Regions from separate parts of the Homo sapiens genome. Here region 2 is linked to region 1. The links are chromatin loops, found by intact Hi-C in ENCODE. Cell type or tissue: HepG2. All regions are shown on one strand. Links, peaks and the distances in the headings refer to the core of each region. The heading gives the core; the rest is flanking DNA.

Evidence for each region. A loop is a pair of places that touch in the nucleus more often than their neighbours do. Peaks named below come from ENCODE experiments on the same cell type or tissue, not always from the same donor. Only the 100,000 strongest peaks of a DNase experiment are listed, where the experiment ranks them.
Region 2: a loop joins it to region 1, with 1.8 times the contacts of the local background. A loop is called at or near these places in 3 of 110 quality-filtered maps.

The regions. Positions count from the first base shown.
Region 1 is chr3:193,742,758-193,748,143 of GRCh38, forward strand. No RefSeq gene overlaps it. Among named protein-coding and RNA genes, the nearest start is that of LINC02038, 99 kb to the right of the region's middle. RefSeq lists enhancers at 1-2, 23-72, 123-172. In HepG2, for the core only: a CTCF peak has its summit at 2,564; DNase peaks (open chromatin) are centred at 1,474, 1,904 and 2,564; H3K4me3 peaks cover 2,007 bases.
Region 2 is chr3:193,691,621-193,697,006 of GRCh38, forward strand. It overlaps OPA1 (OPA1 mitochondrial dynamin like GTPase), which reads left to right. Exons shown (of 31, transcript NM_130837.3): 30 at 443-512; 31 at 2,986-5,386. The coding sequence ends at 507. Among named protein-coding and RNA genes, the nearest start is that of OPA1-AS1, 67 kb to the left of the region's middle. In HepG2, for the core only: no CTCF peak of the experiment used is centred there; a DNase peak (open chromatin) is centred at 2,341.

The DNA.
Region 1 (5,386 bases), core at 85-5,084:
GCCAGGTGGCCCTGTAATGGTATAACACGAGACCATTTTTAAGTTAACTCTTCCGCTGGGGGTTTCCAGTCAACAAAAAATGTGTGAATTTAATTCCTTGTGCAGATAAGTTTCATTTTCACCTTCCTTTACCAGTGGACAGTAAATCCTTTTACTGAGACTGTAGCTTTTCAGGCTTCTTACTTTATTAGGGGTCTCAGTTCCAATTTTCCAGCTTATTCAGGCTGAATATCTAGTCTTCTGTTCCCTGCAAGGCCATTAAAACTCCAGCTTGTTTCAGCGATTGGCAGATGCTCTCAGGATAGCTTTGGTTCAGCACGAACTCCCTCTTCAGTTTGGCACCTGGTGACTTCCCTTACTTCCAGGTCAGCTCAGCTCTGAATCTAAAAGTATTCCTGTAATATTTTATCCAGAATATCTGTATGCTTTATCTCAGGAGGGCTTTTCAGGCTCTCTGGTCATTTGCCAGAAATACCATAGCACGAGTTTCTTTCTAAACGTAGTCACTTTTTCACTCATTGTTAAATGTCACCTTTATTTTGAAAGGATGGATTATGGGTATATTAAAAATATCTACTAGGTAGCATACTACTGGCAGCTACCTATCACCAAACGAATAGCAAAGTTATAATAATTTGTGGGGTTTTTTGTAAGAGAAAAATGTGTACCTAAGTTCCTTGCCATGAGATGACTTATAGAATCTTCACAGTTACTTGCCATCTCCCATTTAAAATAATTACTGAATCCAACCTAATTGGACAAATATGAACTACAATGCCCTGTAATAAGCTCAGAATGATAGAGCAGATGAGGGTTTCTCCGTCTACCTGTCTAAGTTATAGACATCTCACTGACATGTCTTGGATTATGTCTGGGCATCATCAATGTTAATAAAACTTAAATTCTATGTTTTGTAATCAAATAAAAATACATAGAAGTTCTAATATTTTATTTCCTTCATGCCAGTGGCTAATCTCATCTTGGTTGGGGTAAGTTACTTCTGGCATGTAGTGGGTGGAGGCCAGGAATTCTGGCTTAAACATCCTACAATGCGCAAGACTCCCCTCCGTGGCTGAATTGTTTTGTCAAAGATGTTGAAAATGCTCAGTTTGAGAAGCACCGAGTCAGACACGGAGGAAGTGTGGCAATTTCAGGCTCTGGTTTCACTCCTCACTGCCGCCCTTCACAGTCCTCCTGATTCAGGTGTACCACGCTATGCTTCCTTCCCCAATCGTAAATATCCTCTTCGTGTCTTTTCTTCCAGAGCTTCACACACTTCATGGGCATGGTGTGTGAATTGTTTTCCAGCTGCAGCATTTCTAACTGAATCTCTGTCTCAGAGCTAGATGGTGTCCACAGGGTTCAAGAGAAGGGCACTTTTCCTAATCATTTACTTCAGGCTGTTATTCAGATGACATCATCCTTCTAAACCAAAGAGACTAGGAGGAAAAGGGGAGGGGGCGTTTACTTTTCCTGTAAAGCAAACTCCAGGTGACTGCAATACAGTATCTCACGTGGTCACAGGCTCTGGTTCTAAGAGCAAATATGAAGGTGGATGGGAAGAGATGGAGTGGAGAGTACGGGAACGGAATCAACACAGCAGGGTGTGTTTGTGTTGGGGGGAGATTTTGAAAGTCCCATATTTGGGCTGAGGAGACCCAGATGGCACCCCTGAACCTCCATGCAGCTTGGATAAGCTGGTAAGCAAGGTCCAGGGCAGACAGGCAGGCAGGAGGCCAACGAGAGGGAAACGCAGAGCTCCCAACTCCTTCCTGCAGAGGCTTGCAGGACTGTGTGCTAGAAATTAGAGGGGGCTTTTCACCTGTCTCTGTTCACTCATGACACAAACCCTTCCTTGAGGAAAGAGTCAGAGGTCAGTGAACGTGACAAAATCACCTCCCGTCGCTGTGAGGCTGGCCCGGGACTCTGCTGGCTGAGGCTAGGTAACTTGTTCCTCTCCGTGTCTCCCGTCCTGACCTCACCCAGGCCTGAGCCCGCCTTGCATCTAGAAGCTGTCTGGCCCATTAGTGTCCTTCCACTCCACAGAAGGTTCAGACTAGAAGGCTCTTGACCTCATGTACTCCTTTGCTCTGCATTTTAAACATGAAGAAACCAAGGGCATGATAGAGCTCTTTGTTCCCATTCAAGACATCTTATTTCTGAGGGCAGGTCTCCTTGGCCTGAGGGGCTTGAGAGCAGGCACTAACCTTGACTTTAGGGGCCCTAAAAAGGAAGTGAGCTGTGTCAGAAATGTGTCTGGGGCTCACCTTGGCAATGGGAGCCATTCAGCTTGTACCTAAAGGAACAGTTAGCCCAGAGTGAAACCCAATTCTTAGTTTAAAGAAACAGACGCAGAAAGACTTCTTAAGCCTGGATCAATGTCTTTCCCCACAAGGAGTGAGAAAATAAAAACAATGTTGAATCCTCTCACGCTGCTAATAAAAAGGAGACAGGGCTCAAGTGAGGGCAGCCAGGGAGCGCAGAAGGAGGCATTTTCCATTGAACTTTTTCTGCTTATGCAATAGATCTTCATTATCTACACTGTGCTGTGGCTCTCCAGCTCCCCCAGGGAGATGCTTAATGACATAAACTGCTTAATAAGCAGTGACTGGTGCCCCGGAAGAGCCGATGGAAGAGGAAAGCGGCCTGCTCCTATCTCCTAGTGTTCTGCATTTCTCTCTCACAGCTGATTTCAGATACTGGCCAGAGGGAGATAAAGGGCAGCTGGCTTCCCAACCAGACCAGCAGCATTTGCCCTGTTGGAAGGCTGGCTTCAGGCAACATTGCCACTCACTTTCCCTCATGAGGGGAAACGCGGCCTCCATTTTTTGTGCTCTTAAGCAAGAATTTCCTACTTTGGTGCTGTCTGTCTTAGGCTCCACCCAGAAGCCTCATTCACTTTTCTGAGATAGCGTCTTGCTCTGTCACCCAGGCTAAAGCGCAGTGGCATGATTTCGGCCCACTGCAACCTCTGCCTCCTGGGTTCAAGTGATTCTCTTGCCTCAGCCTCTCGAGTAGCTGGGACTACAGGTGTGTGCCACCATGCCTGGTTAATTTTTGTATTTTTAGTAGAGATGGGGTTTCACCATGCTGGCCAGGGTGATCTCAAACTCCTGGCCTCAAGTGATCTACCCACCTCAGCCTCCCAAAGTGCTGGGATTACAGGTATGAGCCACTGTGCCTCGCCATCATTCACTTTTATTTACCAAACATGTATTGCCGGGTAATTTTCTATGTGCTTACAGGTATTCATCTACATAAGCTGGGCGCAGTGGCTCACACCTGTAATCCCAACACTTTGGAAGGCAAAGGCGGGAGGATTGCTTGAACTCAGAAGTTCAAGACCAGCCTGGACAACATAGCGAGACCCTGTCTCTACAAAAAATACACAAATTAGCTAGGCATGGTGGTGCACACTTGTAGTCTCAGCTGCTTGGGAGGCTGAGGTGGGAGGATGACTTGAGCCTAGGAATTCAAGGCTACAGTGAGCTATGTTCACGCCACTACACTCTTGCCTGGGCGACAGAGTGATGCCCTGTCTCCAAAAAGGAAAAAAAAAATGGGTCACAGAGTTAAGTTCTATTTCTAAGCTCATTTTAAAGATGAGGAAACTGAGGCACAGAGAGATCAAATCTGCCCAGCCGCAAGGAACATGGTGGCTTTCCTATACTCCTAACCTCTGTTCTGGGCCGGGCCTGGCACTATGTTTCTCTCTGCTCTCCCCTGGGCCCACTCTGCACATGCTCCTCTTTCTCCTGAAGCCCTCCCAGGCTGCTCCCCTTCCCCCGCTCTCCTTGCCACTCTCAGCCTGTATCTCAGGTTCTACTGACCTCCTCTCAGGTACATTCTCATCTACACATTTTCAGCTAGTTCACTGTCCAAGATTTTCCTCCAAGATCAAAAATCAAGAGGAGACATTTCTCTCTCAAGGCAAAATCCTGAAAAACTGTCAAGGATGATAACACAGAGATATTGTCCTAATGTCGTTTATAACATTGAAAAATTGAGAACAGCATTAGTGTTCAGTAATAAGGGATCTGTTAACAAAATAAGGAGTATCATGCAACCATTAAAAATGCATATTTCTGGAAGGCTTTAGAGAGGGAATATGTTAAGGGAGAAAATGAGACTCACATTCGATATAGCACAAGGGCGAATGGGAGGGATGTGGGGGTCTATGGGCAAGTTATCACTGACCCTATTAAGAATTGCTGTCGCTGGGTAATGATAAAAAGCAGACCACTTTTATTTGATTTTATTATTGTTTTAAAATTTGCTACAGATGATCTACCTCCTTGTCGCCTGTACCCAGGGGCAACTGCTCTCACCAGGCCTCCCCACTTGGTATGTCACTGCTGTCATTTTGTCCATCGTGTGCCATTTAATTGCTCATTCAAAATCTTTCTTATAGAACTTCAATCACTGTGAGATCATTTCTCTGCTGATTAAGGAGGTTGAACATACTTTCATGTGCTTATTGGCCATTGATATGTCTTCTTTTGTGATTCAAAATAATTTTTTTTTCTTTTTAATGCTGAATTGTAGGCGTTCTTTATGTGTTCTCGATACAAGTTCTTAGTGGAACATCTTAACAAACTGTGGCTTGTTTTTCATGTTTTTAAAATTTTATGAGCCCAAAATTTTAATTTTCTTAAAGTTCAATTCATTAATTTTTAAATTTCATAATTAGTGCTTCAGTGTCCTGTTTTTAAGAAATCTCTGCTTACACCAAAATGCCAAAAGTATTCTGCTTTTTTTGGAGATGTTTCATAGTTTTAGCATTTAGTTTGATATCTAGGATTCATCTCAAATTAGTTTTTGTGAATTGTGTGAGATAGGAGTTGTCATTCATTTTTTTCTAGATGGTTGTGTAGTTATTCCAGCACTATTTATTGAAAAGACTTTTCTTTTGCCATTGATTCGCTTTGGTGCCTTTGTCAAACTTTGATTATACATACCAGATGCTTCTAGATTCTATTCTGTTCTCTTGATCAGGTAATTTTGTCTATCCAATAAACTTAGTAAAATACAAGTAATTTCATAGTAAGTCTTAAAATCAAACAGTATAAGTCCTCCCTATTTGTTTTCTTTTAAAAGATTGTTTTAAATAATGTAGGTTCTTTGAATTTTCATATAAACTTTAGAATCAACTTTTCAATACCTACAAAAATCCTTATTGGGAATTTTATTGAAATAGTGCTGGGTCTAGAAATCAATTTTGCAGAATTGATATTGTAACAATATTGTCTTCTAGTGCATGAATATGGTAAAAAGTCTCCATTTGTTTTCAGTCATCTTTAATTTCTCTCAGCAATGCTTTAGATTTTTAATGTGGAAGTTATAAATGTCTTTTGTTATTTTTTCCTGAGTGTTTTATATTTTATCT
Region 2 (5,386 bases), core at 201-5,200, 51 kb before region 1:
TTAAAAAGTCATTTCCCAGTCTAAGGCCACCTCTATTTTCTTTTAGTTTTTTAAAATGGTTTCATTGTTTTATATTTGCCTATGATCCAGACATTAGTAACTGTGGGTTCTTAATTGGGCTTCAGAGAATCTGAGAATTCCTTAAAATTCTCTACATAATTGTACATGTACTTAATACATGCTTTTTTCCATGTTAAGAGTCCAGAGTTTTTGTTAGATCCTCAAAGGGGTCAGTCAGTCTCTCCTCCCACTTCCAAAAAATGTCTGAGACCTACTACTATAATCCATCTGGACTTTATTTGGGTAAAAGGTGGTATGGTGAGACTCATATTTTTCTTTTTCCCGCAAATAGTTAAGTATACCAACCATTTAGTAAATAATTACCTCCTGATTTGTGATACCTTTGAAAAATAAATGTTTTTCTTTATTTTTATCTCCACAGAGAAAGTTAGAGAAATTCAAGAAAAACTTGATGCTTTCATTGAAGCTCTTCATCAGGAGAAATAAATTAAGTGAGTAAAAATTCTCTAACTGTATTGGTGCTGACTAAATACAAAATTACACTTTTCTTAATAGTTTATCATTCTGCTTCATTTACATCCTGCTTGTCACTTATGCTGTAATTTCAATGGCATGAATCTCTGAAACTAGCTTCCGAATTTCATTTGTATAACGTTGCTTTGAATAACTTGATTGCCTTCTGGCTGAATTAAGAATATCCTCTAGAACTCATTTTGAATAGAACAAAGGTGAACACAGAGCTAAGATATTGTATAATATGCAGGTGACTCATTTTCTAGGTGTAAAGAATTGAGCTGTAGTTGACATTACTTTATTCTTCTTGCCTATAGTCTATCAATAATGATGTGTATGTTAAATATTTAACTTAGAAAGTTTTCTGTTTGACTTAATTAAAATTTTAATAATTGTTCTTAATCCTTATCTCTTTTGTTTAAAAACATTTAGATAAGTGTTTTTCCTACTTAATTTATATAGCCTTAGAATTTAGTACTCCTTGAATTTACTTTCTTGTCTGATTCTGCTTTCTGGCATTAGAGGCATGTTCCTAATAAAATACATATTTAAGGACTTTTCCTTAGTAGCATAATCAATTAATTGTTGCTGAAGAATTTTAATCAGTAAGTCACTTGCTTGAGAGGAGACCTCGCTCTGCCACCCAGGCTGGAGTGCAGTAGTGCAATCACTGTTCACTGCAGCCTCAACCTCCTGGGCTCAAGCAGTCCTCCCACATCAGCCTCTCAAGGAACTGGGGCCACAGGCTCATGCCACCATGCCCAGCTAATTTCTTTAATTTTTTGTAGAGATGGGGTTTCACCCCGTTGTCCAGGCTGGCATTTGCTTTTATAAAAGAAGTTGAGGAAAGAAAAATACTGTAGTTAAGTCATTATCACTTCAAATATTTTGTCACTTTTGTCTGTGACCCTTACCCTACAGACAGCCTGCAGCAGGCTCAGAACTAGAAGGAGTAGAAATGTAAAAGGTTCCCTCCCTGGCTACGCTCGGTTCAGGTCAGTTCAGAAAAGGCTCTTAAACCAAACTACCTACTTTCCTGTCAGGAAAATGTATTTGAGAAAGCAGGGTGGAAAGGGAAGTACAACTTCCATGGTACATCATTCGGAACAGTGTGCCAGCAAAGGAGGAGAGAAACAAGACCTAGAAAACTTGAAAATAAAGCTTTGTAACTTTATTTCATTTGTTTCTTTAGTAAGTTAAGACAGGCCAGTGCGGTGGCTCACTCCTGTAATCCCAGCACTTAGGGAGACCAAGGCGGGCGGATCACTTGAGGTCAGGAGTTGGAGACCAGCCTGACCAACATGGTGAAACCCCGTCTCTAATAAAAATACAAAAATTGCCCAGGTGTGCTGGCACATGCCTGTAATCCCAGCTACTCGGGAGCCTGAGTCAGGAGAATCACTTGAACCTGGAAGGTAGTGGTTGCAGTAAGCAGAAATCGTGCCACTGCACTCCAGCCTGGGCGACAGAGCGAGACTCTTGTCTCAAAAAAAAAGTGAAGACAGATATATGGAAATATACAAAAATACATAATCATCTTTAACACAAGCTAAACATAATTTTTGTGTTTTATAAGTGTCCGTGTTCATAAATGTTTTCTATGTCTTTTGTGTATGAATATTTTATTTTAAAACCATTAAGTGTTACAATATCACCCTAATCATGGTGGTTACCGTGAATACTTACTATTAGAAATAAACATCTGTAGCGCCTCCTTGATCTCCCCTTTAGCACCAGAGCTTACATCATAGTTCTATTTACTGACCTGTGTGTGCTTTGCGGGGAAAAATTGATGAAAGCCCCGGAAGCCCCGTTAAAAAGACAAGCTGTATTTCTGTTTTTTTAACAAAATGAGGAAGCTGAAAGCCAGCCAGTGTTTTACATAATGGTGTCTCTCCCCTCAGCTGATCAGTGTGACATCCAGAGTTGCTGTTGCTGCTACCTGTCTAGTCTCTAAGACCCTTTTCAACCCTTGTGACTTAAGACTCTGTGAACTTTTACAAAGTATCTTGTGATCTGGACAGATGATCTGTTTTGTACCCTGCAGATGCATTTAAAAGAATAAATCTGGCAGAATGGTAACCTTGCTTCATTCTGACCATTTTATCAAAGTTACCAAGGACCCTAAGGAATACTTTCTCAAGTATAGTTTTAACACATAGGATTCCTAATTAATTGTTATTCTAATATTTGCTGAAGGTGTTTATATGCTATACAGTCATACACAGATTCTTCTTCAATTAATTTTAGTATATGCTTTTAACTTATGTTTGATAAAAAAATTATGCCAATATTGTTAGGTCGGTGATAGACTATATAAGTTTAGTAAAACTAGCAAAGGTAAGCGGTTAGGCTTCAACATTGTTGTGATCATGCAGTCATCAACTTTGTTTAGAAATTTTGCATTTATCTCCCCTGACCTCAGTTTGTTAAATGGGTTTATTTTTACAGAATCGTACTCATAATCAGCTCTGCATACATCTGAAGAACAAAAACATCAACGTCTTTTGTCCAGCCTCTTTTTCTTCTGCTGTTCCACCTTTCTAAACATACAATAAAGTCATGGGATAAAAATAATCGATGTATGTTACGGGCGCTTTAACCATCAGCTGCCTCTCGAATGGAAGAACAGTGGTAATGGATTAACATCCTATTTTGTTGTACTAAAGTGACAAATCGGAATAATATAATTGGTATGGCCATTAGGTTCAGTCCTTGAAGATAAGAAACTTGTTCTCTGTTTGTTGTCTTATTTGTGGTGGCACTCGTTTAATGGATTAACTGAGGTTGCTCAATGTTCAGTTTCTTTTCCAGAAATACAATGCTAGGTGTTTTGAAATAAAACTTATATAGCAATTGTTTAAAGTTATCAATTGTATATAAAATCACAGTAGCCTGCTAAATCATTGTATGTGTCTGTAGTATTCTATTCCCAGAAACTATTTGACCATGATAATTCAGTTTATATTCACCACATGAAAGAAAAATGGGTAACAGAAGAACCCTTAAAACAGGTTAATTTGGATTGTAACGTTCAGTGAAAGAAATTTCAACCCTTCATAGCCAGCGAAGAAATTTGCCTTGGAAGCCAAGTCAGTACCAGCTTACCTATTTGATTCAGTTGCTGTTTTCTCACTCTCTATATCCATTTGAAATTGATTTATTTTAGATGTTGTATACTTACGTTAGGCTTTCTGTTAATAGTGGTTTTTCTCCTGTTGACAGAGCCACCGGATTATGACACAGGATGAGGAAGATTAAGGATAATCAATTGACTAATTTCATTTAGAATATTATCAAACATTTCAACTAGGTATCAGAAAAAGGCTTTCTTTCATAAGACTATTTTAAATAGAAATTATTTCAACAATTAAAGTAATGTTGACCATCCCCCTCTCAGCTGAATAAAGAAAAATTTAGTTCAATTTATTGCAATTTAATTACAATACTACCTTCACAACATTTTCATGTGTTTTAAATAAATATTTTTTAATTGGCTAAAGGACATTCAAGCAAAGAAATGCTTTCTTTACTTAAAATGTCTATCTCATTTGCTGCCTTTTCACTAAGCCTTTACTTTGTTAATAAAAGTGTCCATTGTGTGATGTTTTTGATTTTACAGTTTGCTAAATCTTATTTTCTTGGAGTTGCTTTTTGGTAACAGCCCCATTGCTACTCCCCATTTTATTGTTTTACATCAATGCATGCTTCGTTGTGATCCCTCAAGATGTAACACTTGGTATGCTCGGTTGAGGATATGAAAAAATACTTCCGAAACCAGGAATTCAATGTATGTTTGTTTTATACTGTTTGATAAGAAAAGTAGGTCCAGCCTTAAGCAGCACAGATGCGCTGGTAGATGCATAGTCAGGAACTTTTTTTATTTCTTTTAGGTCTAGGGACAGGAGTGAATAGAAAGGGAGGAGAGCTCTATTATGTTCTATACACAGATTAGGAGATGACCTTACTGGGTACACCCCTCTAACCAGTGCTTACAGGTTAATGCATGTTAATGAATATTTTTGCAGTTGTAAAGCATAACAATTACAACTACACATCTATTTCTAAAGAATAAAACAGGACCATATTTATTTACTTCTGTCAACTATAGAAAGAAAGACCTTCAGCTGTATTTCCACAGATTTCTCCCAAGGAAAAGGCTAATATTAGTCACTACTGTTATCACATCCCTTTGTATAAGTTTTAAAAAGAGATGGAGGGAGATCTTCATTTCTTTGAGGAGATCAGTATTGTAACGTATGTGAATAGATGATAACAATTAATATTACTAAAAGTCCCACATGAGAGTCCTGACGCCCTCTCCATGCCCCACAGTAATGTGGCTTCTTTCATGGGTTTTTTTTTCTTCTTTTTAGCTGATCTCATCCTAAGCATGCTTTATTTTTCCTTGAAAGCTAGGTATTTATCAACTGCAGATGTTATTGAAAGAAAATAAAATTCAGTCTCAAGAGTAAACCCTGTGTCTTGTGTCTGTAGTTCAAAAGTCAGAAATGATTCTAATTTAAACAAAAAGATACTAAATATACAGAAGTTAAATTCGAACTAGCCACAGAATCATTTGTTTTTATGTCAGAATTTGCAAAGAGTGGAGTGGACAAAGCTCTGTATGGAAGACTGAACAACTGTAAATAGATGATATCCAAACTTAATTTGGCTAGGACTTCAATTTTAAAAATCAGTGTACCTAGGCAGTGCACAGCACGAAATAAGTGGCCCTTGCAGCTTCCCCGTTTAACCCACTGTGCTATAGTTGCGGGTGGAACAGTCAACCTTTCTAGTAGTTTATGATATTGCCCTCTTTGTATTCCCATTTTCTACAGTTTTTTCCGCA